Regions from separate parts of the Homo sapiens genome. Here region 1 is linked to region 2. A link is a loop called in an ENCODE intact Hi-C map of the cell type or tissue named here. Cell type or tissue: Calu3. All regions are shown on one strand. Each heading gives the region's core, and the rest is flanking DNA. Links, peaks and the distances in the headings are about the cores only.

Region 1 (15,471 bases), core at 3,841-7,840, 290 kb after region 2:
ATCTCTCGACATTCTGACAGTGCTAGCAAGGAAGAGAGCTGTTTTCTGAGAATTTGGTTGGTTCTTGAAGGGGATGCCAGAAAGGGCTCCAGGTGTTTGTGCCATTTTATTTATTTATTTATTTTTATTTTTATTTTTTTAGAGATGGGGTCTCTGTTGCCCAGGCTGGAGTGCAGTGGTGCCATCATAGCTCACTGTAGCCTTAAATTCCTGGACTCCAGTGATCCTCCTGCCTCACTCAGTCTCCTGAGTAGCTAGGACCACAGCCATGAGTACCACCATGCCTGGCTAATTTAAAAAAAACAAATTCTTTTTGTAGAGATGGAGTCTCACTCTGTTACCCAGAAGGGTCTTGAACTGGCCTCAATGATCCTTCCACCTCTGCCTCCCAAAGTCCTGGGATTACAAGCACCGTGCCCGGCCCCCTTGTGCCATTTTGTATGAGAATGGCATTCAGGATCCTCTGTGACTACTAAGGATCCTCTGGATTTGGGGACAAGAATTGACTACGGATTTCTTCTACTTTTAGGGTGAGTTCTAAACTTTGGTTTGCGGAGCTTGGAAAAATGTCATTCCCTAAGTGAGACACATTTCTTTCCTAAACTTGTGGCCATACACATTATGTGGTTTCCACTGGTCTTCCAACTGTATTCACTTAGAAAGTATGCCTTTTGCTAATAAGTCAGTGAGAGAGGGGTATCCTCAGTTAAATGGGTGGCTAAAGGGGATTCTGCTCAGAGTGGAACACCAGCAGCCCCCTCATTTTTAGGACTTCATATATGGTTATTCCATTTGAAAAGTTTAGTTACAGTACAGTTTCAAGAATTGCGGCAATAAGAGGAAACTCTGTGTTCCCTGATGAACGTTCTAAGCTTTGCTCTCAAATAATAGTCTTTGGTACAGAATCGTGTGGGTGTTTATTTTTCTAAGGCTCAGGGTAGGTAATTTAGTGAGTTTTTAAGTGGAGGATGTGCCAGGACTTTCAGCACTTACAGTTGCAAGTGGCATCAAAGGTAAAGTAACAGACTTTTTGTGCCAGTCAGAAACTCACAGAAGAGAAAGTACTGTACATAGGCCACCTCTCTTGAAAGCACATGAATTTAATTATTGTTCTGATCATGTGAGCAGGCACCTTCCAAGTTGTTCTCTCTCTCTCTTTTATTGTCTCTCCCTGTTTACTTCATTGCCTCTTCCTTAAGCTTCTGCTTTCTTGCAGATCTTCAAGATGGAAAGGGATTAGGCCTGAGAGAAGCCCCAAGGGTCCAAGAGCAGAGGCCTGGCACTGGCTGACCCTGGGAGGGAGACACACCTGCCCTCATCCACTGGCATCTAAATGGGGCCCTGCAATCAGAGCTTGGGTGGCTCCAGGTGCCTTAACACCGCTGTGCTCAGGCCAGGCTCTGACCCCAGCCATCAGACTCAGGGACAGTGACCCTTCTGACATGGGCCTTAGCTGGTGTATCCCAACTCTTTTTTGCCTTCTTTCCATTAATTTGGTGGGATGCTCTTGACTCCAGCCCAGTAACCATACCCCTCTCTTTCCACACTCACGGGTTCTCTGTGTATTTTGGGCCTGGGTGTCAGATCGCACCCTCTGCACAGCCACTCTGGCCTGGGCCTCCCACATGCCCAGGGCTCACAAGTGCCTCTGTGCTCCATCAGCGTCTCTCCTTGTCCTGGAACAGAAACTGTGCCAAGATATCTAGTGGCAGAGCCAGTGTGACGCTTTTGCTGGGCAGCATCTGGCGACTTGGCAGGGGATGGTGGGCATTTGGCAGCCTCTGATGAATTCAGGCTTTCTTGGTCACTTGGAGTGCCAGAGCTCACCACTGTGTCTGACCTGCCATGTTGTGATGAGAGAACTGGGCTCCCCTTGCATGTGGTTCAGAACCAGAGCCTGTATTTTGCATTCTGTTGTTCTCTTTTCTTTGGACCTGAATGTGCTTTATGCCAATCAGATATCACTGCCTTTGTGTTTTTCAGCTTTTCTCAACAGTCTTCTGCGTAGGCTCTAAATAAAAGGTGCTTTGCAGCATCAGTCGGAGCTGTGTCAGAGAAAGGTTATTACGGGAATGAAACATGAGATGAGGCTATTGCTAGTATGTTTCACTTTAAGTGAACTGGCCATCTTAGACCCCAAACCCAAACTTTCAACATTGATAAGTTACAAGGTGCTTATTTGCTTTGAAAAATTATTATTTTTTTTAAGCAGTGGATATTATCCTTTTATGAAACATGAAAGCTATAAATCTTCTCCCTAGTAAAACGTGGGCTGCCTGTAGGTTTTAAACAATTTTTGTGGTTGGTTCAGAGATCCCAGGAATAGACCCTAGACAGGAATCTCTATGTCTGAAAGAGATTCTACCTGGGTCGCTTGATGTGTATTCTGATTTTTCTGTTGTTTACACATAATATTTACATATTTGATTTTTCTGTTGTTTACCCACATTCATGAGTGTAATACCACATAAGGCAAGGAACACAAGCACTGAATAGAGTGAGTTCACTCAGTATTCCAAAAGTTCCTGGAAATTGACTGTAATTTGTGTTTCACAGTTAGCTTTTAACACTTTATGTTGTTAATAAGAAAAATGCAACATACCTCTCCACGCCACTCAGTTTCCACTTGTGTTTTCGGGACATCAGTAATCCCCCACCCCAAGCTGCCTGAAAAAAAATCATATGAGGAAAATGGTAGCAGTTTGTCATTGCCTAGATTTCTATAGTCTGGTGTCTTTCTAGGTGAAAATGATCTTGACCCCAGGCCACTTAGGAAGTTGACCACCTCCTTCTGGCACTAACCTTCAGAGTTTACACCGAAGGGCCCTTCTAAGGTCTCAGATTCCATCCCACATTTATATGGGTGTAAGGAGCCACCTTGGAGGCATAGCTCCTGGTCCGTAGAAGAGAGAGAAAGACCCTCTCCCAAACCTATCACCAGCACCATTAGTCCTCATGAAGTCATGTTCTCAGAATACGAAACCCTGTGGTCCCCACAGTGTAAGGCAGAGAAGATGGGCAGGAGGGCCATTAAACAGCTTCCAAGTTGCAGGGAAAACTCTTTTGACAAGTCTAAATGATTCCAGAAATAAGAAGTGGCTTCATAACTCTATTTCACTGATGTGTGATTTTGGATAATTTCTGTGTCCAAAATTCACAAGCAGGGAAGATTCATACCAGTTAATTAGCTGAGCAGTTAGAACACGTCTTAACAATTTGTACTTGATCAAGGTTGAAGATTTGAATTGGTGTAGTAATCTCCTTTAAAAATAGAATGCCAAGATGGAGATTCATTTGGAAATATTAACTTTCTTTCCTCTGTGTGTACAAATAATTCTAGGATAATTTTAAATGGATTATAAAATTCTTTTATGATATAATCACTTCCCCCCACCTTTTGTTGTAAGTTCAGCCCTCTTTTTGTTTTGTTTTGTTTCTGAGACAGAGTTTTGCTCTTGTTGCCCAGGCTGGAGTGCAATGGTGAGATCTTGGCTCACTGCAACCTCTGCCTCCTGGGTTCAAGCAATTCTCCTGCCTCAGCCTCCCAAGTAGCTGGGATTACAGGCACCCACCACCATGCCTGGCTAATTTTTGTATTTTTAGTAGAGACGAGGTTTCACCATGCTGGCCAGGCTGGTCTCGAACTTCTGACTTCAGGTAATCCACCTGCCTCAGCCTCCCAAAGTGCTGGGATTACAGGCGTGAGACACTGCACCTGGCCCAGTTCTTTTGCACTTTGAAAAATTATGATTTTCCAAACGTGTACTATTTTAAGATTCTTTCTACTTTATAGAATGTATGAATGTTAAAGCTAATAAGAGTAAGTGGTAAACTTGGTATGTTTCAAAGAAAAGCTAATAAAACTGGTTAAAAGATTCCCTAGTTCTAATTTAAGTAGGAGGCCCAGAGGAACAACCCATAGCTTCTGCTGGCTCAGGACACACAGACATTCTCATTTTTGAAGTTGCCGGGTAATCCTCTTCCTGAATCAGCCAGCAAGGTCTACCAGGATTTCCAGTCCTGAGGCCCAGGTCACTAATGATATCGGATAGTTCAGTCTTTTCTCAGTGTCTTCATGTGTAAAATGAAAGGGGCTCTGGTAGCCTAATGAACGACTCACACTGTGAATCAGGGAGGATAAAGAACATTGGTGATTGCTCTGCAGGAATACTCTGGAATAATGGAAATGCACCCAGCTAAGCCTGTGGAAATTTTCTGCCCCTAAAGAAAAGAACATTAATGAGGCCAGGTGTGGTGGCTCCTGCCTGTAATCCCAGCATTTTGGGAGGCCAAGGCAGGTGGATCACCTGAGGTCAGGAGTTCGAGAGCAGCCTGGCCAATATGGAGAAATCCCATCTCTACTAAAATTGCAAAAATTAGCTGGGCATGGGTGCGCACGTCTGTAATCCCAGCTACTCAGGAAGCTGAGGCAGGAGAATTGCTTGAACCCTGGAGGCGGAGGTTGCGGTGAGCTAAGATCACGCCACTGCACTCCTGCCTGGGCGACAGAGCAAGACTCTGTCTCAAAAAGAAAAAAAAAAGAGCATTAATTTGGTCTGAATAATTATTATAAAGCCAAAATGATCTAAGCCAGGGCTAGATCATTGTTATAGCCCTGGCTTAGACCCAGTGCTGGCCCATGACAACATAAGGATCTTGCACTCGAATGAACATCAACTTATGCGTTCCTTCACTGAGAAAGTCTTGCAATGAAAAAATTATCAGCTGAGCCAAGCATTGCGCTTAGTTTGTGATGGTTTGTGATTAGCGATGGTTTGTGACTGATGATGGTTTGGCACAAACTCTTTATCTCATATGGATCATTAACAGTTTGCAGGTGGTAGCTAATCGTCAAACCACACTTTGAGTAATACTAATCTAAACTTAAATCCCTTCGGTCCTTCTAAAACTTAACACATTTTTTTTCATTGGAAAATGTTCTGGAGGGAACACCTTCATTATTTTTTAGTGTGACAAGGCCTGAAGTCAAAACGTTTCAAATATAATCTATCTTCTTAGCTGACCAAGCTACGAAATTGGAACTTTGGTGGTCCTTATTTCCCAGGAAGTTGTCAAGCCTATTTTCCTCTCTAAATACAGGAATATCTAACTTGAGCTTCAGTTTTTTGCTTTTGTTTGTTTTTAATTCTCTGGGTTTCCTACATAAATGCAACTCCTCTTTACTCTTCTGACCATTCTGGTAAGTGAGGAACAGCAGGACTGTGTGCGTAGGTTGTATTCCTCCATGGATGCAATGGCTCGATGAATTGAGAACAAAGTGGTCAGCTTGGGTACTGATCATAGAAATACAAATATTACCATGTTGGGGACATTAAGGTATAATCAGCCTTGGGATGCTTCTGGTGCACGGTGTGTACTGTGTGAGTTGTGTGCTAATTTGCTTCATCCAGCTTTAAAAGCTTTAATATCACCACTCTGAAAATAAGCTGACCAAGTTAAAAAAAGAGAAAACAAATTTCCTTTGTGTGTCCCACATGAAAAACGTGCAAGGACGTTTTAGTGGCCAGTCCCTAAGGGATACTTACATCCACATGCATCCAGATCTTATACTTTTTGCAAATGTCAGCGACAGCTAAGAGGGGGTCAAATGCTCCGTACACGGTGGTTCCAGCTGTGGCACTCACGAGGAAAGGAACAAACCCCTGTGCGAACGAGAAAGCCCCAAATCATGGAAAACAGAGTCAAGGGTTCTTTTAAAAAGCTGATTCAAAGCAATGGAAATTCTCTCCCTAACAGACACGTCTGAATTTGAGGAAGCAGCAGCAGAGTTACTGACACCCCGGGGTCTGGGACAAATTGATGTTCACTCTCTGGAATCTGAGTTCTCTAGGCTATGCTGTTGGACCTGACTGTGTCTTAAAAGAACAGACATTCTGATTCTCAGAAGAGGCTGTAGTGAACCCAGAGGCTGTCAGGGACGTCCCCGAGACATGTATATATTCCCGGTAGACTTTCTGGCCCTTTTAACCCCCTTTGCTCACTTTCAAGTGTTCCTTATTCACAACGAGGCCTCTGAACTTCATAAATCCCCTAGAGTGAGTAGGCAGGAGAATGAAGAGAAGTAGCTCTGACCAGCCCATTATTCCTATTTGGAAAATGCCCAGATAATTTATTTCACGTTTCAGCACGGAGCGGCTAAAATAATACGCCATGACTTTTATCCGTCTAACTAGTCCTCAGTCTCTCTGGCCATGGCTAAATGAAAACTGATTGAAGTAACGGGCTGGAAGAAGGCAGGAGAATGCCACAAACAGGATCGCCATAGTCCCTCATTCCATAAGGACTCTGTCCTGTCTATAGAACGTGATGTTATGGTGTCAGTCTTTAGGTGGCAGCAAAGGTTTAATCTTCTAGTTGATGTTACTAGAAGTAGTTCTAGTACTTGCACAAGGAGGGAAACCTTCTCCTGCTGCCTGCCACTTAGTAAAACAAAACCAAACGAAAAAGGGCATATGAACGTAAATCATTATTTCTGAGTTCCTAATGATAAAATGCATGTGTATGTTATTAAATCAGAAACTGTAGGTTATATCTACCAAATGGTAAACAAAGAATTCTAGAAACAAATTCTCTGATTTGTGAGCCATCCCAGGTTGTAAATGACTTTCTAGAGCTTTGGGAATCTTGGGCAGGCATTCAGAACTTGTTACTTCTGAAAAGAGTTCTAAATTGCTTCCTGCAAAATAAGACGTCTGGAGAGCCAATGCTAACAGCATGCACCTACACGGGAAAAACTGGCCCCTTTTGAAGAACTGCACCAGGGTCTCTCACATACTGCATTAGCATTCTGCTATTTCCCCGCCTCTGAAAATATTCTTTCAAATGTGTGGGTGTTTCATGCCAACCCTCAGTACCTAGGAAGACAAATGCTTTGGAAACGCTCACTGTATCTCTGTATATAATATTTATTCAGCAATTTAAACTTTTCTAAAGCAGAGCCTATAACCCAGAGAAATAAATAGTGACTGGATGCAGAATTCTATGTTCTCATTAAACCTGGGAGATTGAGGCTTGGATCCTCTTTTTAAAATAAAACCAAAACACATTTTGTTCTCCGGTGGATGGAAATAGAAATATGGGCTGGATAAAGCTCCCGGCAGAAACTTACTTTCTGTTTGGCTTCAAGAATCCTTCTTTCAAGATCAGATGGAATCATTTTCCCTCTGGAAGGAAAAAGAAATATAGATTTGCTTTGAATAATTTGCTTCATCGTCTTTACAACGTAAGTGGCCGCAGGAGGGTAAAGTCCAACCCCAAACTGTTGATAACAATACTCGGAGAAAACAACTCCTTGACTGCTTCCAGGAAGGATGCATTTACTTGCCTGGATGAGGCATGACTATCATTTCTGGCACGTTTTGCAGACTTGTGACCGTATTGTGTTGTTCCCTATAGAACGATTACCATGACCCTCTGCTGTGCACAGAAGCTTCTTATTAAGTCATCCTCTTAATTCAGTTAAAACAAGCCTGATTTGGAGCAAAATGTTTGGCAATGAAAGGAGAGTTCAGAGAAACCTTTTTATTCCAAACCTTTGAATAAACCGACCTGCAATTTCACATACCAATGAAACAGCAGGAAGAGAAAATCCATTCTGAAATATCTGGATGAAGATACTAAGTGAAATAGCTACCTAATGACATTCCAAGTGCTAAAAGCGTAAAGAAGGCCAAAAATTCATGGGCTCAAGTTTCAAACATCCTTTCAACCCTAAAAATGCTTCTTTCCTAAAATAAAAACACAGATACTGCTTTGCTTAATATTATAATAATCATGGTACGAGAGACAGAGAAACATTTTTTTTTTTTTTTTTTGAGACAGAGTCTGGCTCTGTCGCCCAGGCTGGAGTGCAGTGGCACAATCTTGGCTCACTGCAAGCTCCGCCTCCCGGGTTCACACCATTCTCCTGCCTCAGCCTCCCGAGTAGCTGGGACTACAGGCGCCCGCCACCATGCCTGGCTAATTTTTTGTATTTTTAGTAGAGACGGGGTTTCACCGTGTTAGCGAGGATGGTCTCGATCTCCTGACCTTGTGATCTGCCTGCCTCGGCCTCCCAAAGTGCTGGGATTACAGGCGTAAGCCACCGTGCCCGGCCCAGAGAAACATTCTTTAAGTCAAAATAGCTCTCTGGAGGTTGCTAACATAGCCAACTTTGCATCAGGGTCATTGATCTAGGTTTTTAAAAGGCTTTTTGGAAAAATAACTGATGGTAGAGGTGATTATCACAATCAGTGGTTGTGGGATGCTATTGGCATATAGTGAGCAGTGAGTGGGGTTTTTGGTATTTGTCATTGACTCCATAGTACCTTTGTGGCTCTCCCTGTGAGTCTAGACATACAGCAAGCACTGGACTTCATCACAGCTTCTAGTGCTGTCTTGCTTAGGCTTTTACATATTGAAATAAGTTAATTTATTACAAATTACTTCTATCACATTTCTTCATTTAAAAAAATAATTTGGGCATTATATAGTGAGAAGGGTAAGTTATATTTTTGACCCTTTTTTTTTTTCAGGCCAATAAAGGAGGCGTGACAAAATAATTGGAATATAAAGCAGACATGAAACCTCAAAGCATTGGGAATCACTGATTTAAGTGAAGCTGTTTCCCAAAGAAAGACAATTACCTGGGCAATGGTAATGGACAAGTTACCAGTGATTAGTTTGTCAGGCTGGAATGGAAAAAGGGGCATTACAGTTACATTTGATGCAAAGACTATGGACTTAGATTAGGGCAGCCTACCTTTGGGGAACTTCTGTGAGACTGAGGGGAGGGAAGGGAGGGTGATGTGGTTGAGGAAAGGACACAGAGAGCTTCTCACTCCTTATAAATCTTCCTACACTTCATAACTTTGCCTGGGGGCATCCCTTAAAGCAGTGATTTTCAACCTGATCAGATCAGGCTGTGCTAAAGCACCTTGCTCCAGCCCTGATATAAATAAAAAGTTCAAATTTCTGAGAAAGTGTGGGTATTATCTTTATCTTTTACATAAAGTTTAAAGCACATTAAAATTGCCATAGTATTTTTGCAGGTAAACAAGAAAACTGAGAGTGAGAACTCTTAGAAATTTTTTTTTGCAAATCTTGAATTTTACCCAACTTTACCAAAAGCTAAACACCTTTGCCTGGGAGAATTTTGGGTAGACTAGCTTGACAATCATTATTTGCTCATCAAATCATATCATACTTAACTTTTTTTAAGTATAAGGCAGTAAGATGGCACTGAGGAGTCAGAGATGAGAGTGCATTCAAATTGGAAGGGGCTCCAAGACATGCCTGATTCTAGTCGAACCTTCTCATTTTTCAAATAAGGCAACAGCCTGAAAGGAGAAGTGACTGCCCAAGATCAAATACTGGTAAAAGTCCAGGGAGTAACTCAAAATATAATCTAAGCTTCCAGAACAAACTCAAAGGTGCCAAACATATAGGAAACCTGTTTGGAAAGGTTTGATTATTTTAAGATAAGATAAATATTTTAAGCTCACATCTGACTTTCATGAACCAGAGGTGTCATACAAACCTGCCGGGAAAACAGTAATGAACATATAGTCTGTTTCTTTCCTGTATCAGCGAACTTTGGGCAGAAGGAGGGAGTAGGCTTGTCAAACCATGAACTCCAAGTGTTCACCTCTGGCAGATTGGAAAGGAATGGGGGTGGCTCTAGTTTTTCCTGGGCACTCTGCCTTCCAAAACTATATTTGTTTTCTCTACTTAGGACCCAGAGCCTGACATATGGCAGGTGGTAGATAAACATTTGTTGGAGGAATATGGCTAGAAGGGAAAGTTTAACCCAAGGCTATTAATATGTTTAACTTAATGTCTGACCAGATAGTGAATATGGACGCCTTGGGGGAGGAAACTTACCATCTTTTTCTCTATCTTAGAATTGGCCGGATTACCTTAGAACGCTGGTTCTTAAAATTTAGTGAGCATAATAATCATTGAAGTCCCGGTTTAAAATACATGGCCCCATTCTTAGGGATTTTGATTGAGTAGGTCAGCATAGGGCCCAGGAATTAATTCATCCCACAAATATTTATTGAGCACTTGCTATGTGCCAAGCAGTGTTGCAGGAACTGGGGTAGCAGGGTAAACAAGACAGCTTCTACTCTCCAGGGTTTCCATGCTATCAAGGGAGACAAATAATAAACTGATAAAAAGACAAATATGCACAAGAATTTGCATGTTCATCAGTCACCCAGGTGATTCTGATGCACGTAGACCTGGGTCCATATGTTAAGAAAAGCTGCTTGGGACATTTTAGCCTGGGAGGTATTTAAATAACTGTGGAACACACTAAGTACTTCTCATATGTGCCATGGTTTGGAGCCTTCAGGGCTGCAGGGCAGTGAGCAGAAGGAGCTCCAGATGTAGCCTTGTCCATCCTCTGACTGCCCATATGTTGCGGGGACAGAGACAATTGGGTGACAACCAACAGATTGTCCTCTGCAGATGAGAAGCTGTTGGATCAGTCCTGGCCTTTCTGCACAAGCATCGCCTGGTGCCTGGGAGGCTTTGGATGGCGACTGTTCCATACTCTTTGTGTGGTCTAAAAGTATGTCTATAACGTAAGCATATATCTTTAATAATTATACATCCAGCCTTTAAGCTTACAGTTAAGTGGCCACTGATGCTTTATAACACTGCTCTCAGTTAGTTGTTAGTGTTTAGGAAGGGACTGCTACTAAAGTCAGGGCCATTGAAACAGACTGCTGCTTTGGACAAGGTGTTTTGCATTGAGATCCTTGGTTAGCAGTAGCCTTTAAGAAGTCGTATGATGCTGGCCATACTCGGTGGCTCGCACCTGTAATCCCAGTAATTTGGGAGGCTGAGGCGGGTGGATCACGAGGTCAAGATATTGAGACCATCCTGGCCAACACGGTGAAACCTCGTCTCTACTAAAGATGCAAAAATTAGCTGGGCATGGTGGTGCACACCTATAGTCCCAGCTACTTCGGGTGGCTGAGGCAGGAGAATTGCTTGAACCCGGGAGGTGGAGGTTGCAGTGAGCCGAGATTGTGCCACTGCATTCCAGCCTGGCGACAGAGTGAGACTCCGTCTAAAAAAAAAAAAAAAAAAGTCGTATGATGCTATAGGATCAGATAACTCCCTTAAGTTGACTGGAAAAATCCCAGGAAGAACAACAGGTAGAATCACCAGCAGGAAACATCTTCTCTTTGTGGGAAGAAGCAAAAAGACACAGAATGTACCTTGGACCATGGTCCCAGTTTCATGCCTAATTCCCCATAGCTCCAAAGGGAAGAACTGATTATCTTACCAAAGAAAGCAGGTTACTGGAGAGTCTGTATTTCTAGGCAGGCTTGCAGATGGTCACATGTAGGGTGCCTGAGTCACTAGTTGACCCCGTTCATTGGCCCTGCTGAAACTAGAGATACTATCAGCCTTTCCTAAGTGAGTAGGGCTTAGCTCTATTCCTAAAAACGTGAGTGCAAAGAAGAAAGTATGCGTACATCCTTCCTGCTAGAAATTGACTAAGTTTACATAATAGCAGCACTATCAGCAGCAACGATAAATGACCAGTTTTAGAAGCAGTAACTGTGCGATCCCTGCTCCTCCTCCCGACCCTACAAGAGAGTTATTTTGCACTTACAGTGCAGATTAGGAAACCGAGGTTCAGAGAGGCAGTTGACTATGGTTAAAAGCTTGAAATCTGGGCCGGGCATGGTGGCTCCACGCCTGTTATCCCAGCACTTTGGGAGGCTGAGGCCGGCAGATCACCAGGTCAGGAGATCGAGACCATCCTGGCTAACACAGTGAAACCCCGTCTCTACTAAAAAAATACAAAAAATCAGCCGGGCGTGGTGGTGGGCACCTGTAGTCCCAGCTACTCTGGAGGCTGAGGCAGGAGAATGGTCTGAACACGAAGGCAGAGCTTGCAGTGAGTAGAGATCGCGCCACTGTCCAGCCTGGGCGACAGAGCGAGACTCTGTCTCAAAAAAAAAAAAAAAAAAGCTTGAAATCTGGAGATGGAATAGTGGGTTCCTGCCACAGATCATATATGCTAACTGTGTGTACTTGAAGTTTAAGTTCTTCTTTTTACTCATTTATAAGATAATAGTATTTGTCTCAGAGGATTTGTATGAGGGTTACATAAGATAGTAAGTATAAACAATATTAAGCAAACTCTGCCTAACATTTGGTAACCACTCAATGTGTGTTTGACAGTCTAACATTGTTACATTGTTATTAGCAGTAGTATTGTTATTGTTGTTATTAGCATTATATGACTTGCAGAATGTCACACAGCTAGCAGGAGGCAGATTTCAAATCTAGAGCTGTCTGATAACAAAACCTAGATTCTTGGCACTGTACAACTACCCCGACTTAACAAAAAAACTTTTCAGGTTGACTTCTAGGATTGTAATGACATATGCAAAATGTCCATGTGGTTTTCTGGAAGCCCCCTGGATTGAGCGGTCCAGTGACCCCAATTACTGCTATCAGCATTGGCTAGTAAATAATAAAAGCACGTAACCTCACCCTAAAACATATTTGAGGATGTTGTTCTACCTAGTGTAGCATTCAAACGCAATAGCAGTAAAAAAAACCTGCTAGTTGTTTGTTTATATTTGCTTTTTAACTAGTCAGTGCTAGGCAAAACTATCCTATCAAGATGGCAAGGAGAGTTAATGGATGCAGGTGAATTTTCAAATTGCACAGACTGCGTAGTGACTACAGAAACTGCATAGACTGACTTGGGGAAAAAATTGTTGAAGATGAATTGCACAGGAGCAGTAAAAATTACCAGAGATTTCTCCTGGGGAAAAGAGCTCCCCGTGTCTTTACATAGCTGATACCAACATGGGTAGCCTGTCTTAGGCCCCTAAGATAAATAAACTAACAAAAGTCAAAACTGACCATTTAAGAAGTACTTGTATTACAAAACCAGGCCCTTTGCAAAGAATTTTACCATAATTATAAATAGTGAACTTCCTATTTGCTATAAATAGTGAATCCAAATACATAGTTGGATTTGGAAAAAGAACTTTAACTATAATGATTAATGATATTTTTCTCTTTTAGGATTTGTTTTCCAATGTGCACAATTGAATCACTTAGCATTATTTTCAGGTTATAAGAGAAGGATATTTTGGGTGATTTTTTGTGTATAATTCTAGTAATATTTATTCTTCCCATTGACTTTCTCCAAAAGCATTTACTTAGCACACATACTATGACTATACAACAATGCAAGTGATGTGCAACTGAGACTCCAATCATGATATGGTAAGGAGATATTTTCTTTTGTATATGAAACCTCCTTACTGCTGCCCTTGAAGGGTAGTATTAGAGCTGACAGGGAGGTATATGTATGGGCAAGAAGGTGTGCTGACCACCTCACATTACTCCTCCTTCTCCCCAAACTACCGTCCCTCTTCCCTAAATGTATCTGTAGAGAGGAAAAAAAAAAAAGGATTATGATAAAAGGTTCAAGTTATCATGTAAGAAAACATGCTTGGCTACTCTAAATAAATAACTTTGGAGTCCAAGAGGAAATCAAGATGGCAGTTACAGAACATTAAAAATTAATGACATGAGAATAAAACAAAAACATGAGAAGCATCCTAAATCATTCTCAGAGGAAAATGTATAGCTCTGAGTGCTTCTGAAATTAAATAACAGAGAATAAAAAGAACTAAATTAATTAATCCAAAAAAGCTAGGGAAACAACAGTGTAAGCAGAAACAAGGAATTTTTTTTTAGTGAATTAGAAAACTAAATAAAAAGTAAACTTAATAAATTCAAAAGATGGGACATTGAAAATATCAACAGATACACAAATATCTGATTAGTCCAATAAATAAAAGAGAGAAAACGTAACATTTGAAATGAAAGAGATGTTATGAATAAAGATATTTTAATATTTTAAAGCATTCTATGTAAAGCTTTATAATAATCTTAAAGTTTTTGAGAAAATAAATAATTTTTCCCTGGGAAAGGTAAATTACAAGAATTGATTCAATAATATATAGAAAAATTGAAAAAAAAAAAAACTAATAACCAAGAAATAAGTGGGAGAAAAGTTACCAAAAATCTGCCCCCACCTCAAAATGCCAGGCCCAGATAGTAAATTTTAGCAAGTTTACTAATAACATATAATGCTCTTTAAACTCTTATAGAGAAGACAATGGAAAGCTGCAGAATGAATTTTCTGAAGCTAGATAATTCTGAAAGCAAAACGTGTCAGAGATAGCCCAGAGAAACCTATAGATACATTTTACAAATGTAGCTATAATAATCCTAAATATAATATTAGAAATTATAATCCTGAAGGAAATTCAAGATTCGCATTGCATCAAGTAGGATTTGTTGCAAGAATGCAAAGGTGTGTACTACTAGGAAATCCTTTTAGCACAACTCATCTTATCAATAGATCAAGGTTAGAAAATTATCTCAGTGTCAATCTCAATTGATGTCTAAAAGGCATTTTATGAAAGACAACATCCATTCCAGAAGAGAAGGAAGTGGATGAGGAGAAGGAGGAAGAGAAGAGGGTGGGAAGAGAAGAGAAGAAACAAAAGAATTCTTGGTAAATTAAGAAGATACTTTCTTAACACGATAAAAACATCTACTTCAAACCAAGAGTCAACATCGTATCTAAATGCAAAAGCCTAAATACATTTCCATTAAATTTGGGACAAGAACATTCTTCTTAAAGAGATAGAAAATTCTAACTGACCAATAATGAATAAGGGAATTGAATCAGAAAACAAAAATCTCCCATCAAAGAAAAGCCCAGGACCTAATAGCTTCACCTGGATAGTTCTATCACACATTTAACGAAGGATTAATAATAATCCTTCTCAACTTCTTCCATGTAGTTGAAAACGAAGAAATACTTCCAAACTCATTTTACAAAGGCATTTTACAAGGAAAGAAGGAGGGAAGGAAGAAGAAAATATTACATACTTCCCAAACACCATAGACCAAAATACATTTCAGTTAAGTCAACTACTTAAATAATAACACAAAATTTCTAGGGGAAAACAAATGAATATTAACATGTTCTAAGAATGGAAAACATTTTCTAAAGACACTAAAGGTAAAAAATAAGTAATTGATGATCACTCTGACTACCAAAAATTGAAATGTTTTAAAAGATACAACAGATGAAATAAAAAAGCAGGTGATACATTTTAGAAAACATTTGCAACATACATGACAAAAGAGAGTTTTGTTTTCTTTTTCTTTTTGAACTATAAATAACTGATAAGTATAAAATACTCAACTTTGCAAGGATAAATGCTTGAGGGGATGGATACCCTATTCTCCATGATGTGCTTACTTTGCGCTGCATGCCTGTGTCTGTCAAAACATCTCATGTACCCCATAAGTATATACACCAACTATGACCTACAAAAATAAAATAAATACTCAGCTTTGCTAATTATCAAACTGTAAATGAAAACATGAATAATAAAAAAGCTCCAT
Region 2 (15,471 bases), core at 3,990-7,989:
ACAGAATATATACAGTCAGCTGAGAAGCTTTGAACTAAATTAGTAACTAAATAATAATTATTAGTTATGATTTTAAGATAGATTTAAAGGAATCTTCACTGATCTATTCGGTTGAAAAAATTTTATGGAGAATTATACCAATTTGGCTATTATTTTACAATGTATTTTCTCCTCCATCACCTGGGGATGTATGTAGGAAGGACATTAATGGGGAAAATAGAAAATACACATTTTTAGTGTAACCCTTCTTTATCTTTTTTCTTTTTTTTAAGACAGGGTCTTTATCTGTCACCCAGGCTGGAGTGTAGTGGTGCAACCAGAGCTCACTGCAGCCTTGAACTCCTGGGCTCAAGGGATCCTCCTGCCTCAGCATCCCAGGTAGTTGGGACTACAGGTGCTCACCACTGTGCCCAGCCCTATTTATAATGTAGCTCTTTTAGCAGTCTTCTAATCTGATTTTGGGGGCCAGTTAGCACTTCATATAGGGCTTCAGACTACTAGTTGCCCTATTTTATTCAAAAAAGGCAAGTAAAATCCCATGGGTTTAAAACTTGGATGTGCTACTATCAGAGAGGGCTAAAATCACTTGACTAAACCAAGAAAACCACTTTGGTCAAAGTAAACATAGCTAATTAACTCCAGAGTTTAAAGGAAATGCTTACATTTTTCCTAAGCAGTGTGATGATAGCTGGTTTTAACTTTTGATTCTAGCATATGTAACTTTAAGATTACAAATATCAAGCAATCAACTAAATTAAATTGTAGTAACTTCTCAGTTGTTGGAACTGCATTTTCTATTTATTTATTTATTTATTTATTTATTTTAAGACTGGATCTTACTCTGTCGCCCAGGCTGGAATGCAGTGGCGCAATCACAGATCACTGCCGCCTTAACCTCCTGGGCTCAAGCAAGTCAAACACCTCAGCCTCCCCAGTAGCTGGGACTACAGGTGCATGCCACCATGCCTGGCTAATTTTTTTTTTCTAGTAGAGACAAGCTCTCGCTATATTGCCCAGTCTGGTCTCAAACTGAAGCTCAAGTGATCCTCCTGCCTCAGCCTCCCAAAGTTCTGGGATTACAGGTGTGAGCTACTGCACTCAGCTTATTTTCTCTTTTTAAAAGAGCAGTTACTGGAATAATGTGAATGGTTTAGAACATGGCTTATAGGGGTCAGCTGCTTGCTGGTTTTACCTTCGATGTTTCAGCATGTCTCTGGGCCTCTTGGAGAACAGCACTGACAGAATGTGTAGCCTGGGGAATCTGTCCATTGGGCTGGGTGGTGCCTGTTTTAGGTCCTGAGAGGGAAGAAGTGAGAAAAGAAGAGTGAGCAAAGCATTTTCAACATTCTTGAAAGTCGATCTGAAAATACAAAGCAGTTTGCATCTCTAAAGCAAAGAAAGATACTTGTTGGCTAGTTCTTACAAAAAAAACAAAAATAAAAACAAAGCAAAGAGAGCAACTCACAGGCATGGCATGGTACACAAAACCTTAAGAAAAATCTGAGGTTCTGTGACAAAACTTTATATGAGATTCAGCAAAAAGATCAGGAAGGTGAGTACGGTATTTGATAAAGCCCACTGAGGAGGGTCTGGACTAACTGGGATCCTGGAGAGTAACAATATGTTTTACTTTTAAAAACTTTTCAGTAATTGAAGAATAAACCTTGAAAACATATTTTTAAAAATTCTTGATTTTTTTAAAATGTATTTATCCAGTTTCACACCACACTGAGTACAGGTACAGGAACAACTCTTCAACATTGTCCTCAACAAAAAGTACATTGGACACAGAAACAACAGACAGAAATTCGGGCAAAATGTGGGGGTCCTTGAAATAATCTGGAATTAGATGTGGTTTTTCCCCCCAAAAGTCCTGGTATGCTATTTTATTTTCCTGCCTTTTAATTTGTCCTTTTGACACAGAACTTTGACTCATGTTACCTTAAAATGTGCTGTCCAGGATTGGGTGCAAGACATCAAAACACCAGGGCATAATCTTATTCTTGGTGTGAACAGTTTTCTGGGCACTAATGGAGCCTTGGACTGATATAATGTTTGTACTTTGATAAGAAACATCTACCTACTAGCTCACTGTAAACAGGAGATCAACACCTCATCCACAGAATATCACGAAAGAAGTGGTCAAAGCTTTGTTAAAAGGCGCTTAAAATAGATACAGGGCTCCAGCCTGGGTGACAGAGCAAGACCTTACCTCCAAAAAAAAAAAAAAAAAGCAAAGAAGAAAAAGAAAACAGGCCAGGTGCAATGGTTCACGCCTGTAATCCCAGCACTTTGGGAGGCTGAGGCAGGTGCATCACGAGGTCAGGAGATCAAGACCACCCTGGCTAACACGGTGAAACCCTGTCTCTACTAAAAATACAAAAAATTAGCCAGGCATGGTGGCGGGCGCTTGTAGTCCCAGCTACTCAGGAGGCTGAGGCAGGAGAACGGTGTGAACCCAGGAGGCGGAGCTTGCAGTGAGCTGAGATCCCGCCACTGCACTCCAGCCTGGGCAACAGTGCGAGAGAGTCTCAAAAAAAAAAAAAAAAAAAAAAAAGAAAGAAAGAAAGAAAAAAAGAAAAGAAAAAGAAAACAGATGTTATAGGGGTGTGTGTGTGAGGGCTGGGCTGAGTCGGGGAGTTTGAGCCTGATCATCAGGTGAGAAACATATTCTGAATGCTGTGTACAAAGTCCTGTTTGTATAGATGTATTGGATACATTTTGAACTGGAGCACCAAGCTTTGAATATGTGTTGGAATTTCTCCTCCACTTAGTACCTGTAGATGGCTGAGCTGGTGCAGCTGCATTGACTGTCCCCAAGTTTGTCCACCGAGAGGCAAGTCCAGCCTTTGCCACAGCCCGCTGGTAGTTATCATAGAGAGTCTTCCCATACTGGGGAGAGAACACAAAGGAAGAAGGAAAGGAATCCATGTATCCCAAATTCTGCACTCAATTGCAATATACATATACAGAAGAAATAAATACTCCACGGCTACTCTGTTCACCACTTGTCTGAGTTGGTTTTTTGGATATTTCCATTAAAATTTAACAAATACACATTCAATCATTTTCCAGATTAACAGAGTCAGTTAATTTTTTCACCTACATATTAGAGAAGAGCTTTGCTCAGTTCTGATTACGTGTGTCTTTATGTAACTCGATCACAGGTTCCATCTTGCGTTTTTTAATTGCACACTAAGCTTGCAATACTCGCCATGAGTAAATATCCGGTTACTGGAGAGGTTCGTGTTTCTATCGCTCCTCCCATTTAGAAAACCCACTGGGCGAATAAACCTGATAATGTCTGTGGCTGAACCCAAGGGTGGGCCAGCTGTTTCACAGTACCAGGAAGGCTGTGCCCAGGTCAGGAAGTTGGCTGGCAAGTTCAAGACAGGGTGAAGTCCGAACGCTCTCTCACCTTGGCTATCCGTATTCCCATGACCCACTGGTTAAGGGTTCTTGTGTCATCACAGCAGAGATACTTGATATACTGGGACTCCTTCTGAATTTGGGGGTGCTAGAAAGAAGCAGTTTCGAGACAATGTATTCACTTGTCATGTATTAGGAGGTCAAAGCACCTGTCAGGAAATTTAAAAAAAATCTCTAACAATATATGTGATTTATGTGGCAAAAATTACTGGTTGTAATGTTAAGATTAGGAAGATAACTTTTAAAAATGACTAAATTTTGAAAGGATTTAAGAAATTTGTTATATGTTGGGAGGCCGAGGCGAGCAGATCACTTGAAGTCAGGAGTTCGAGATGAGCCTGGCCAACGTGGTGAAACCCCATCTCTACTGAAAATCCAAAAAGAAAAAAGAAAAAAAGAAAAAGAAATTAGCTGGGCATGGTGGCGGGTGCCTGTAGTCCCAGCTACTCGGGAGGCTGAGGGAGAATTGCTTGAACCTGGGAGGTGGAGGTTGCAGTGAGCTGAGACTGTACCACTGCACTCCAGCCTGGGTGATAGACCAAGACTCTGTCTCAAAAAAAAAAAAAAAAAGAAAGAAAGAAATTTGTTTTATGATTTATCATAAGCACATCTTTTTAAAAAAAGTTTTTAGAGGCAGAGTTGTCCTGGCTGGAGTGGCACAATCACAGCTCACTGCAAACCTTGAACTCCTGGGCTCAAGAGATCCTCCCTCCTCAGCTTCCTGAGTAGCTAGGACTACAGGTGCACACCACCATGTCCAGCTAATTGAAAAAAACGTTGTTTTTTTTTTTGGTAGAATTGGAGTCTCACTATATTACCCAAGCTGGTCTCAAACTCCTGGCCTCAAGCAATCCTCCTGCTTCAGCCAACCAAAGTGCTGGGATTACAGGCATGAGCCACCATCCCTTGTCTGTAAACACTTCTTACTATATTATCAATAATAATTTTCATTTATGCCTTTTTAACTTTTGGAAGCTTTTCACCTCTATCTTGTCTCTATCCCCATGAGAAATCTGAGCTGCTTTTCCATTTGTCAAATAAGGGAACTTACCTGAGATAATTCTTATGTCATAGAATTAATGCCTATGAGAATTGTGGGTTTATAACTCCCAAAACCTGGTTCTAGGGTTTTTTCTGCTTCCAAAAATTCAGAGTTTTGTGATGACCTTTCCTTCTTAACTGCTATGTGCTGCCCAAGTGGGCCAGTGGCTTCCAGATGGACACCCTGGAGAAGGAATATTTCTGTCTATTACACTTAGTGCAAGTAGCACTAAGCAATGGTTCCGGTTGCTGAACAGGCCTTCCAGGAGCTCACAAAGAGAAGAAGGAAATGGGCAGGTGTGAAAGAGAAACTCCTTGCATTCCTCCTAGTCCTCATTGCTTCTGTTGTTTCTGGTTTAATTTTTATTATTTTTTAAGACAGGGTCTCACTCTGTTGCCCAGGTTGGAGTGCAGTTGTGCCATCACGGCTCACTGCAGCCTCTAACTCCTGGGCTCACGCAATCCTTCCACCTCAGCCTCCTCTGTCGCTGGGACCACAAACATGCATCCATGCTTGGCTTTTTTTTTTTTTTTTTAAAGAAACACTCTTGCTATGTTTCCCAGTCTGGTGCTGAAACCCCGGGCTCAAGTGATCCTCCCACCTTAGCCTCCCAAAGTGCTGGGATTACATGCGTGAACCACCAAGCCCAGTTAGTTTCTGTTTTATGTGTCTGTCTCTGATAGACTGTGTCTTCCATGAAGGTGGGAACTACATCTGTCTTATTCACTGCTGAAGACCCTCAGTGCTTAGCACATGGCCAGCGCATGGCAGGTATTCCAGTCCAGATGTCAGAATACTTGAAGAATCAAGAAACAAGCACAATATTTCCTGTTCAGTTAGAAATCACCGTCATCAGGCGAGGGGCCGGCAACCAAACATAGGTTCTGAGATATTAATATGGGCCATGTAAATTTTCATGGGTCATTATAAGGTTTATTATAATACATTTTATTATGTAGAAAAATAATTAACCACAAGCATCGTGTGTGTGTGTGTGTGTGTGTGTGTGTTTGTGTGTGTGTGTGGTATGGTACCACCTCTTTCTTCTTCCTCCTGTCCTCAGAGGATTCATTAATCCTGCTAGGATAATCCTCATTTGCTGGTGGTGCTGAAAGTGGAATGGAAAGCCAAGAGAGCTGGAAGCATCTATCTGCTCTTCAGTTGGCAGGAAAGGAGGGAAGCTGTCCAATTCCTCTCTTAGGGTATTGCATGGACCTCTCCACTTCTCTTTCGCTTTCCATCTTAAATCACTGACCTCCAAGGAAATGGCTATTCTCAAAGTTGTTCTAAGCAAAGGGTCTCGTGTCTTTAAACTTCAGTTGGAATCTGACTGGCAGCGTCTAGTCACTCTGCTAGACTTTCTAATGACTCAGCCAGCAAGAGCGTGTGGGATTGTAATCTTTGTCCAGAAAGGATAACAAGACCTTTATAGACTCCAAGAGCTTGACGAGAGTTTAGTAATTTTTGGTTTCACAAATGAGAAAACTGAGGCTCAGAGAGGTTACTATATATTCCTCCCTGTGACCCCACTAGAACCTGGGGGTCTCCTGACTAACCACCTAGAATTTCTGTGTTTGTATTAAGCTATTAAACCCAAATCCCAGACTTGGAAGAGACTACGGAAAAATTCAGAAATGATTTTTTAAAAATTCCTCTCTTTGGTCTTTTCAGGCAACTGAGGAAACTCTACTCATATTTTTGTCTTTAAATATGTATTCTCTATGTAGGTCACTCGGCCTCAGAAATTGCATCTCCATTGCTCGAAGAACGGTCAATTCCTATTTGCTTGGGCATAGCAAACAGGAACACAGACATTCTCTCTACCGACGGTGAGAACTTCACATCAGGCTCCTGAATGTTGCTGTAGTTTTCCAGTCTAGCCAGCAGATGACAGCAAACACTTTTGAATGGCTGCTGGGCATTTTACTGTTTTGGCGGTTCAATGCTTACTCCCTCATTCTGAATGTTAGATTTTATTTTTGCAAATGTTACTCCAATAATGATCCTCTTTGGAGGCCCTTAAAATTGGAAATATCTATCAACTCAGGTAATATGGCCCGATAGCAAAAAGGATTTGTTTTCTTAATTAACCTGAAGGTCATATTGATGAAAAATATACTAAAGCCAACACTTATTGGCTGGAACATGACAGCCCACAAATGCCTCCAGCATTCCCTTCAACAATAACATGTGCAAAGCCAAACCAATGCCCTTGTCTTTCAGCACCAGAAACACGGCTCTCTGACCTACAAACAGCATTTGTGTTCTGATTGTCATGTAAGAGAGGCAAGCATTGGTCTCTTCAGCAATTGAATGTTTATAATTGTTCTTAGAAAGCAGCTATTCCACCCACCCCCCACTCAGACATTTAAAAAGCTGACATTGTTACCTTCAAGATAATCTATTATTGTTTTTGGTAGATGTCACGTGAGAACCAAGTTTCCAGAGCAGACTAAATCTCATCGTGTTTGCAACAAAATGCACAAAGCAACTGCTTATATAGAGTTAGCCATTTAACAAGCACCCTAAACAATTTCTTAAGAATGTTATTCATTGAAATAGAGCAAAATGTAGTCACTCCCTTAAAGAAAATGACTTTTGAACATAAAACAGCCCCCTGATGATGGGGTGATAAACCTTGCTATAGGTCAGGTCTCACCAAGTTCCTTCCTTACACTATATGTGTGCTATGGATGTATACAGGAGGATTCTATGACCTCTAAGGTCTCTAGCAATCCTCAGATTTTATGGTTCTAAGATGAGCTACCTAATGGGAAAAAGCTCCTTTCTGGCTCCCTTGGTGATGCAGAAATCGTTCAGCCTTGCAGACATTATAGAGCAAGTCACTGGGCTTGTTCTCCACCGTGTCTTGAGACTTTGCCAAGGAGCTTATTGCCTAACCGAGCCTTTTGCTGAATAATCATTTGCAAAGAGGTTTCAGGAAAATGCTGGTGCAGTGTCACTGGCCAGGCTCTTTCGCAATTGATTTGATTGTTCCCGATCATAAAGAGAGAGAAGCTCTCTTGGGACATGAGAACAGCACACAGAGGTCAGGGCGATTGTGGACTGTCACTGCTTAAAGGGCACTTATAGACCCTCTGAGCTTACGAAATGAGAAAACAGGGTGAGAGAGGGTGAGCAATTTATCCAAGGCCAAAGGTAGTGAAAGAACCAAGGTCCTGTTTGTTCAATAAATATCTCTGGGTGCCAAGAAATATGCTAATTCCTAGGTACATTAAGAGGAGTAAGAGAGGCAGGGCCCCGTGGCTCACACCTGTAATCCCAGCACTTTGAGAGGCCAAGACAGGCAGATCACTTGAGGCTAGGAATTTGAGATCAGCCTAGGCAACACAGTGAAACCTTGTCTCTACAAAAAGTACAAAAATTAACCAGGTGTTGTGGCACACACCTGTAGTTCCAGCTACTAGAGATGCTGAAGTGGGAGGATAGATGGAACCAGGTGTTCGAGGCTGCGGTGAGCCATGATTGTGCCACTGTGCTCCAGACTGGGCTGGAGGAGACCCTACCTCAAACAAACAAACAAAAAAACAACAAAAAGAGGAATAAGAGAGCTCATGTGTTAATTGGGCAATGCTCCCTGGAGGTGTTTTAGGGAGAGATGTATGTAAACACCTGATGTAATCAAATCACATATGTAATGTGATTATGAAATAGTATGTTCCATACTAAAAGTTTGAAAATGGGCCAAGAGAGGGTCTTTGGAAGAAGCGACAGAATGCTGTAATATATTTGGAGAACATGGAGAAATTCTGTATGGCTGAGGTCTGGAAACCATGGAATGAAGAAGCAGAAATTAAGCTGGTGTGGAATCTGAGTAAAGACCCTTGAGTCAAACTAGAATCTAGACATGATCCCCTGGGCAGTGGGGGGCACTGGACATTTTAAAACAGCACAGTGACACAGGAAGTCACTGGGGGCTATGAGGAAGATGGATCTGGAGTGAAGAATAAGATCGAACTGAGGGAGGGCTCAATGGGAGATCTTGATGGGAAATAGAAGAACTTGCTCATAGATTAACGAGAAATGGGGACAGGAAGAAAATCAGGCATGCTTTTTCTGTTTCTAGCTTGGTAGAGTAGGTGGATGTTATGGGTTTAATTATCTCCCTCCTCCTAAAAGCTATGGTACTCACTCCTGGTACCTATGAATGTAACCTTATTTGGAAATAGGGTCATTGCCAGATGTAATAAAGTTAAGATGAAGTCATCCTGATGAAAGTGGGCTCTAAATCCAAAGAGACTGGTGTAAGCCGGGTGTGGTCGCTCACACCTGTAATCATAGCACTTTGGGAGGCCAAGGTGGGTGGATTGCTTGAGCCCAAGAGCTCAAGATCAGCTTGGGCAACATAGCTAAACCCCATCTCTGCAAAAAATACAAAAAATTAGCCAGGTGTGGTGGTGTGCACCTGTAGTCCCAGCTACTTGGGAGGCTGAGGCAGGAGGATCACTTAAGCCCAGGAAGTTGAGGCTGCCATGAGCTGTGATCATACCACCACACTCAGCCTGAGCAACAGAGTGAGACCCTGTCTCAAGAAAACAAAAAACACCAAAACCGACAAAAAACAAGCAAACAAAAACAACCACCAAAATGACACGTTCTTATAAGAAGAGAAGAAACAGACACAGACAAAGACAAAGAAAGAAGATAGTCACATGTTGAGGGAGGCAGAGATTGGCACACGCAGCTGCAAGCCAAGGAATGCCAGCACTGCTGGGAGCTGCCGGAAGCTAGAAGAGGCGTGGAGGCATGGAACAGATTTTGCCTCTGAGCCCTCAGAAGGAACACAACTCTGGTTTTGATTTTGGACTTCTGATTCCAATATCACCTTGATTTGGGACTTCTGGTCTCCTGAACTCTTCAATAAATAAATTTCTGTGAAGTTATCTAGTTACCAGCAGTTTGTTACAGCAGCTCCAGAAAACGAATAGAGTAGGTGATGGTGCCATTCATCCTTGAGGGACTGTGGAAAGCAGGGGGTGGAGGAAATGTTGAAATCAGTGTGCATGATAGAGGTACCCCTTGGACATGTGGTTACTGCACGTGTGGAGCTAGGGAAGAAGGTGAGACTGTCCACTACGGATTAGGAATTATTTGTCTCCAACACAGACAATGGTTGGAGCTGTGGCTGTGAATGTGATCTCAGCGAGAGCACGGGGAGTCTGGTGAGAACTGAATTTAGGACCCTGGAGAGCATTACAGTGTGTAGGGAAGGAGGAGGCACCAGCAGAAGCAGAGTAGGGGTCCAGTTTGAAGACCATAAAATGAGGATGCTGTCATCAATGCAAAAGATGCCATGAGGACTGGAGAAAGCCACTATTCTTTGGAAATCTTAATAATAGCAGTTTCCACAGAGGTGCAGGGAGAAGCCTGCTAGCATGCAAACTCCACAAAGCCAGAGGCCTTTGTTTTGTTTACCGATGTACCCCCAAGTCTGAATAAAGAAAATTCAAAAGATATATGTATACATTCGTAGAGAAAGGGTCTGCCTCTGTTGCCCAGGCTGGAGTGCAGTGGTGCAATCATGGCTCCCTGCAACTTCCAACGCCTGGGCTCAAGTGATTCTCCCACCCCGATCGGCCACCTGAGGAGCTGGGACCACAGATGTGCGCCACCATGCCCAGCTAATGTTTTTAAATTTTTTGTAGAGACGAGGTTTCACAATGTTGCCCAGGTTGGTCTTGAACTTCTGCTTTCAAACAATCCCCCTGCCTCGGCCTCCCAAAGTGCTGGAATTACAGGTGTAGGCCACTGTGCCTGGCTGAAAGGAATGTTGTTGAATGAATGAATTAAACTATGAGAATAAAAGTTGAGGCCGGGTGCGGTGGCTCACACCTGTAATCCCAGCACTTTGGGAGGCTGAGGCAGGTGGATCATGAGGTCAGGGGTTCGAGACCAGCCTGACCAACACGGTGAAACCCTGTCTCTACTAAAAATACAAAAATTTGCTGGGTGTGGTGGCGGGCACCTGTAATCCCAGCTACTCAGGAGGCTGAGGCAGGAGAATTGCTTGAACCTGGGAGGCGGAGGTTGCAGTGAGCTGAGATCGCGCCACTGCACTCCAGCCTGGGCGACAGAGCGAGACTCCATCTCAAAAAAAGAAAAAAAAAGTTGAGGACATGGAGGGCATCATCACTTTCTCAGGAAGTCTGAGTTAAAGAGAAGACAGAGGTCAAAGGTGCTGCTTGAAGAGGTGGGGCAGATACCACTGAGGGGAGTGAGTTAGAGCCCCCAAACCAAGGAATATTTGAAAATGTCTGTGGCCCAAGGAAAAGAGAAGAATTGTCTGCAGAGGGTTTGAAGATGCTGAAGCCAAAGGGAGTGGCTGACGATGTGGTTCCAGAGGCCACGTTGGAGATAGGAGCCTTCTTCCTCTGAGATGGAGAGTCAGGAGGTAGGAGAGTTACTGCGTGGGATAAATTTAGAAGTAAACAGGAAGTAAACTGGGACGATTCAATCCTGTTCTCCGTTTTCTTTCTTATCCTTCCTTTTTTTTTTCTTTCCTTCTTTCTTTCTTTCATTCCTTTCTTTTTTAGAGGTAGGTCTTGCTCTGTTGCCCAGGCCACAGTGCAACAGTGTGACTGTGGCTCACGGCACCCTGAAACTCCTGGCCTCAAGCAATCCTTCTGCCTCAGCCTCCTGAGTAGCTGGGACTACAGGTGTGCACCACCACACCAGGCTGATTTTTAAATATTTTGTAGAGACGGGGGTCTCCCTATGTTGCCCAGGCTGGTCTCGAACTCCTAAGGTCAAGTGATCCTCCTGCCTTGACCTCCGAAAATGCTGGGATTACACACATGGGCCACAGTGCCCAGCTAATTAAGCATTTCTTTAGAGACAGAGTCTCACTCTGTTGCCCCGGCTGGAGTGCAGTAGTGTGATCATAACTCACTGCAACCTTGAATGTGGGCTCAAGGGATCCTCCTGCCTCAGACTTCTGAGTAGTGGGAACTATAGGTGCATGCTACCACACCCTGCTGATTTAAAAAGTTTTTCTGTAGAGATGGGGTCTTGATATGTTGCTCAGGCTGGTCTCGAGCTCCTGGGCTCAAGCGATCCTTCTGCCTTGGCCTCCCAAAGTGCTGGGATTACAGGCATGAGCCACTGTGCCTGCCCTGAACCATGTTTTGAAGGACACAATGGTACAAGGGGCTTTGATCTGTATTCCATCCATCCATCCATCCATCCATCCATCCATCCATCCACCCACCCATCTGTCCATCCACCCATCCATTAATCTATCCATTCATCTGATATGTATTGAGCATTTACAATGTGTCAAATATCACTCCAAGCTCTGGAACACAATAGTGAACACAATAGAAAAAGTCCTTGCTCTCATGACATTTATATTCTACTATGGGAGAAAGCCAATAAAAATACAAAACACTAAAGTAATATAATTTTTCATTGTGAAAAATACTGTAAAGAAAAATATAGCTGAGTAAGGGGTAGGAAGCAGGTGAGCGACGGGGCGGAATTCCAGCGCTCCTTCCATGACATTCCACTACTTCCTAACGGGCCTCCATAGAAACATAACTTCTCCTGGAAGATATTTACTTCTGCCCCATTGCATCTAGCCCCAGAATGGAATGAGAAAGAATGCATGAAGGAACGGCTTCTATCCACGCACAAAAGTGCCTTTATGAGGGCTAAGGAAACTGACCGTGAGTGAGACTGGGAAGCCCCGCTGGACTGCAAAAATGAGTGAAACCGCAGTTGGACGGTAAGGGGATGGTTTCCCCTGACTATGTTGCCCCTCCCCTGAGCCACTGCGGTACCCACACATGGAAAGTCCCCCCGGACTCACACTCAGGTTTCTTACCACACTGGGTCCTTCTGTGGGAGGCTTGCTTCTGCATGGGCCTATGGAGAGCACTGTGAGTACCAAGTACCAACGGGGCTGAAACACGTGAGGCCAGCAAGGGACAAAGAGAGGGAGTGGGGCTAGCAGCAGCCAGGTGGACAAATTTGGCAGTGGCTCACCTTCCCTGCCAGATGTGATGATACACCAGATGGGCTGTTTATGCTGTGCTGTGGGAGGCATGGTCCACAGAACCTCTGGACCTGAGAGCCTGACCGGCTTTCCCACACCATCCAGTGGGCCCTCTGTGGGTCTCCCAGGGCCCATGCAGTTTGAACAGTGTATCCTCGGCAGAGTTAGTGTAGGATTCGGGTCTAACCTGGACTTAGGAGGCCCTCTAGTGCTGAAATGACATACAAAAGTCAATCTGCTCACAATTTCTGCATACGCCCACTAAAAAAGAACGGTCATAAACAAATCCAGACAGGGAAGACTGAAATAAATACCTAACTCAACAATGCAAAGACAGAGCCCAATGTCTACAAGGAGTAAGAATAGCCTAGAAAACATGGTCTCACTAAATGGACAAAAAGAGGTGCCAGCTATCTGGCAGACAAAGAATTCAAAAATAGCTGTTATAACAAAACTCAGCAAACTTCAAGAAAACACAGAGAAGCAATTCAGAAATTTATCAGAAGCATTCATCAGATAAATAGAAATAATTAAAAAAACAAACAAATCCTAGAGCTGAAAAGTATAACAAACAAAATGAAAAATGAAACAGAGGACATCAACTGCAGAATTGATCAAGCAGAATAATCAGTCAGCTTGAAGGCAGGCTATTTGAAAATACATAGTCAAAGGAGAAAAAAGGAAAAAAATGAAAAGGAATAAAGAAAAAATTACATGACCCATGGGACATCATCAAAAGAGCAAATCTACATGTAACTAACTTTAAAGAGAGAGTAAAGAATGAAAAGGGATAGAAAGCTTATTCAAATAAATAATAATAGAAAAGCTTCCAAATCAGAAGAAAGATACAAATATCCAGGCACAGGAAGGTCAAAGGTCACCAATCAGATTCAACCTAAATAAGAATACTCCAATATATATCATAATCAAATTCTCAAAGGTCAAAGACAAAGCGATGCACCTGAAAGCAGCAAGAAAAAAAAAGCAAATAACACATAAGGGAATTCTAATATGCCTGGCAGCAGACTTAGCAGAAACCTTGCAGGCCAAGAAAGAGTGGGACAATATATTCAGAGTGATGAAAGATTAAAAAAAAGATTAAAAAAAAAACCAAGAATACTGTACCCAGAAAAGCTATTCTTCAGAAATGAAGGAGATAAAGACTTTTTCAGCCAAAGAAAGCTCTCAAATAAACAATCTAATGATGCATCTCAAGGAACTAGAAAAAATAAGAACAAACTAAACCCCAAATTAGTAGGAGAAAAGAAATAATAAAGATCAGAGCACAAATAAATGAAATAGAGATTAATTTCATTCATTTGAAAAAGAAATATTAAGGCTAAAAGAGGCTAAAACACAAATATTAATAAAACAAAGAGTAAGTTTTTTGAAAAAATAAAATTGAGAAACCTTTAGCTAGTCTAAGAAAAAAAGAAAGATGACTGAAAGAAATAAAATGAAAGATGAAAAGAAAGACATTACAACTGATACTACAGAAATACAAAAGATCATAAAAACTACTATAAATAATTACACACTAGCAAAATGGAAAACCTAGGAAAACATGACTAAAATCCTAGATGCATATAACCTACCATGATTGAAACAGGAAGAAACAGAAAACCTAAAAAGACCAACAATGAGTAATGAAATTGAAGCTGTAATAAAAAGTCTCTTATCAAAGAAAAGCCCAGGACCTGATGGCTTCACTGCTGAGTTCTAGAAACATATAAAGACTAATTCTTCACAAACTATTTCAGAAAATTGAAAAGGAGGAAACTCTTCCAAACTCATTCTATGAGGCCTACATTATCCCAATTCCAAAACCAAACATGGACACAACAAAAAAGAAAACCTTCAGGCCAACATCCCTGATGAACATAGATACAAAAGTCCTCAAAAAAATACTAGCAATCCAAATTAAATAGCATATTTAAAAGACCATTCATCATGATCAAGTGGGATTCATCCCAGCAATACAAGGATAGTTTAGCATATACAAATCAATAAATGTGACACATCACATTAACAGAATAAAGATTAAAAACCAAATGCTTATTTCAACAGATGCAGAAAAAGCATTTGACAAAAATTCAGCATCTCAACAAATTAGGTATAGAAGAAACATACTTCAACGTAATAAAGTTTATATATGTTAAACCCACAGCCAACATCACCCTGAATGGGAAAAAATTAGAAGCTTTTTCCCTAAGATCTCAAACAAGATAAGGATGCCCACTTTCACTGCTACTATTCTGCATAGTACTGGAACTCTTAGCGAGACCAACTAGGCAAGAGAAAGAAAGAAAAGGCATCCAAATTGGAAAGGAGGAAGTCAAATGGTCTCTGTTTGCAGACAACATGATCTCATATGTAGAAAATCTCAAAGACTCCACCAAAAAAACTGTTAGAACTAATAAACAAATGCAGTAAAGTTTCACGATAGAAAATCGGCATACAAAAATTAGTAGCATTTCTATTCAACAGTAGCCAACTATCTGAAAATCAAGAAAGCAATCCCATTACAATACCTACACAAAAATAAAATACCTAGAAATAAATTTAACCAAGGAGGAGAAAGAGCTCTATGACGAAAACTATAAAACAGTGATAAAAGAAGGTGAAGAGGATATAAATGGAAAGATATCCCGTGTTCATAAATTGGAAGAATTAATATTGTTATAATGTCCATGCTACCAAAAGTAATTTACAGATTCAAAGCAATCCCTTGAACAATGAGAACACATGGACACAGGAAGGGGAACATCACACACCGGGGCCTGTTGTGGGGTCGGGGGAGGGGGGAGGGATAGCATTAGGAGACATACCTAATGTTAAATGACGAGTTAATGGGTGCAGCACACCAACATGGCACATGTATACATATGTAACTAACCTGCACGTTGTGCACATGTACCCTAAAACTTGAAGTATAATAATAAAAAAAAATTTTAATGTCATACTTCACACAGAAATAGAAAAAAGC

The links. Peaks named below come from ENCODE experiments on the same cell type or tissue, not always from the same donor. Only the 100,000 strongest peaks of a DNase experiment are listed, where the experiment ranks them.
Region 1: a loop joins it to region 2, with 3 times the contacts of the local background. A loop is called at or near these places in 2 of 110 quality-filtered maps.

What each region holds. Positions count from the first base shown.
Region 1 is chr10:26,260,832-26,276,302 of GRCh38, reverse strand. GAD2 (glutamate decarboxylase 2) reads right to left here. Exons shown (of 16, transcript NM_001134366.2): 9 at 7,130-7,184; 10 at 5,547-5,663; 11 at 2,603-2,667. Among named protein-coding and RNA genes, the nearest start is that of GAD2, 52 kb to the right of the region's middle. In Calu3, for the core only: a CTCF peak has its summit at 6,297; a DNase peak (open chromatin) is centred at 6,352.
Region 2 is chr10:26,548,151-26,563,621 of GRCh38, reverse strand. It overlaps APBB1IP (amyloid beta precursor protein binding family B member 1 interacting protein), which reads right to left. Exons shown (of 15, transcript NM_019043.4): 12 at 3,419-3,517; 13 at 2,778-2,892; 14 at 1,193-1,296. Among named protein-coding and RNA genes, the nearest start is that of LINC03028, 23 kb to the left of the region's middle. RefSeq lists an enhancer at 12,166-12,555. In Calu3, for the core only: a CTCF peak has its summit at 6,336 (motif pointing right); DNase peaks (open chromatin) are centred at 6,351 and 7,371.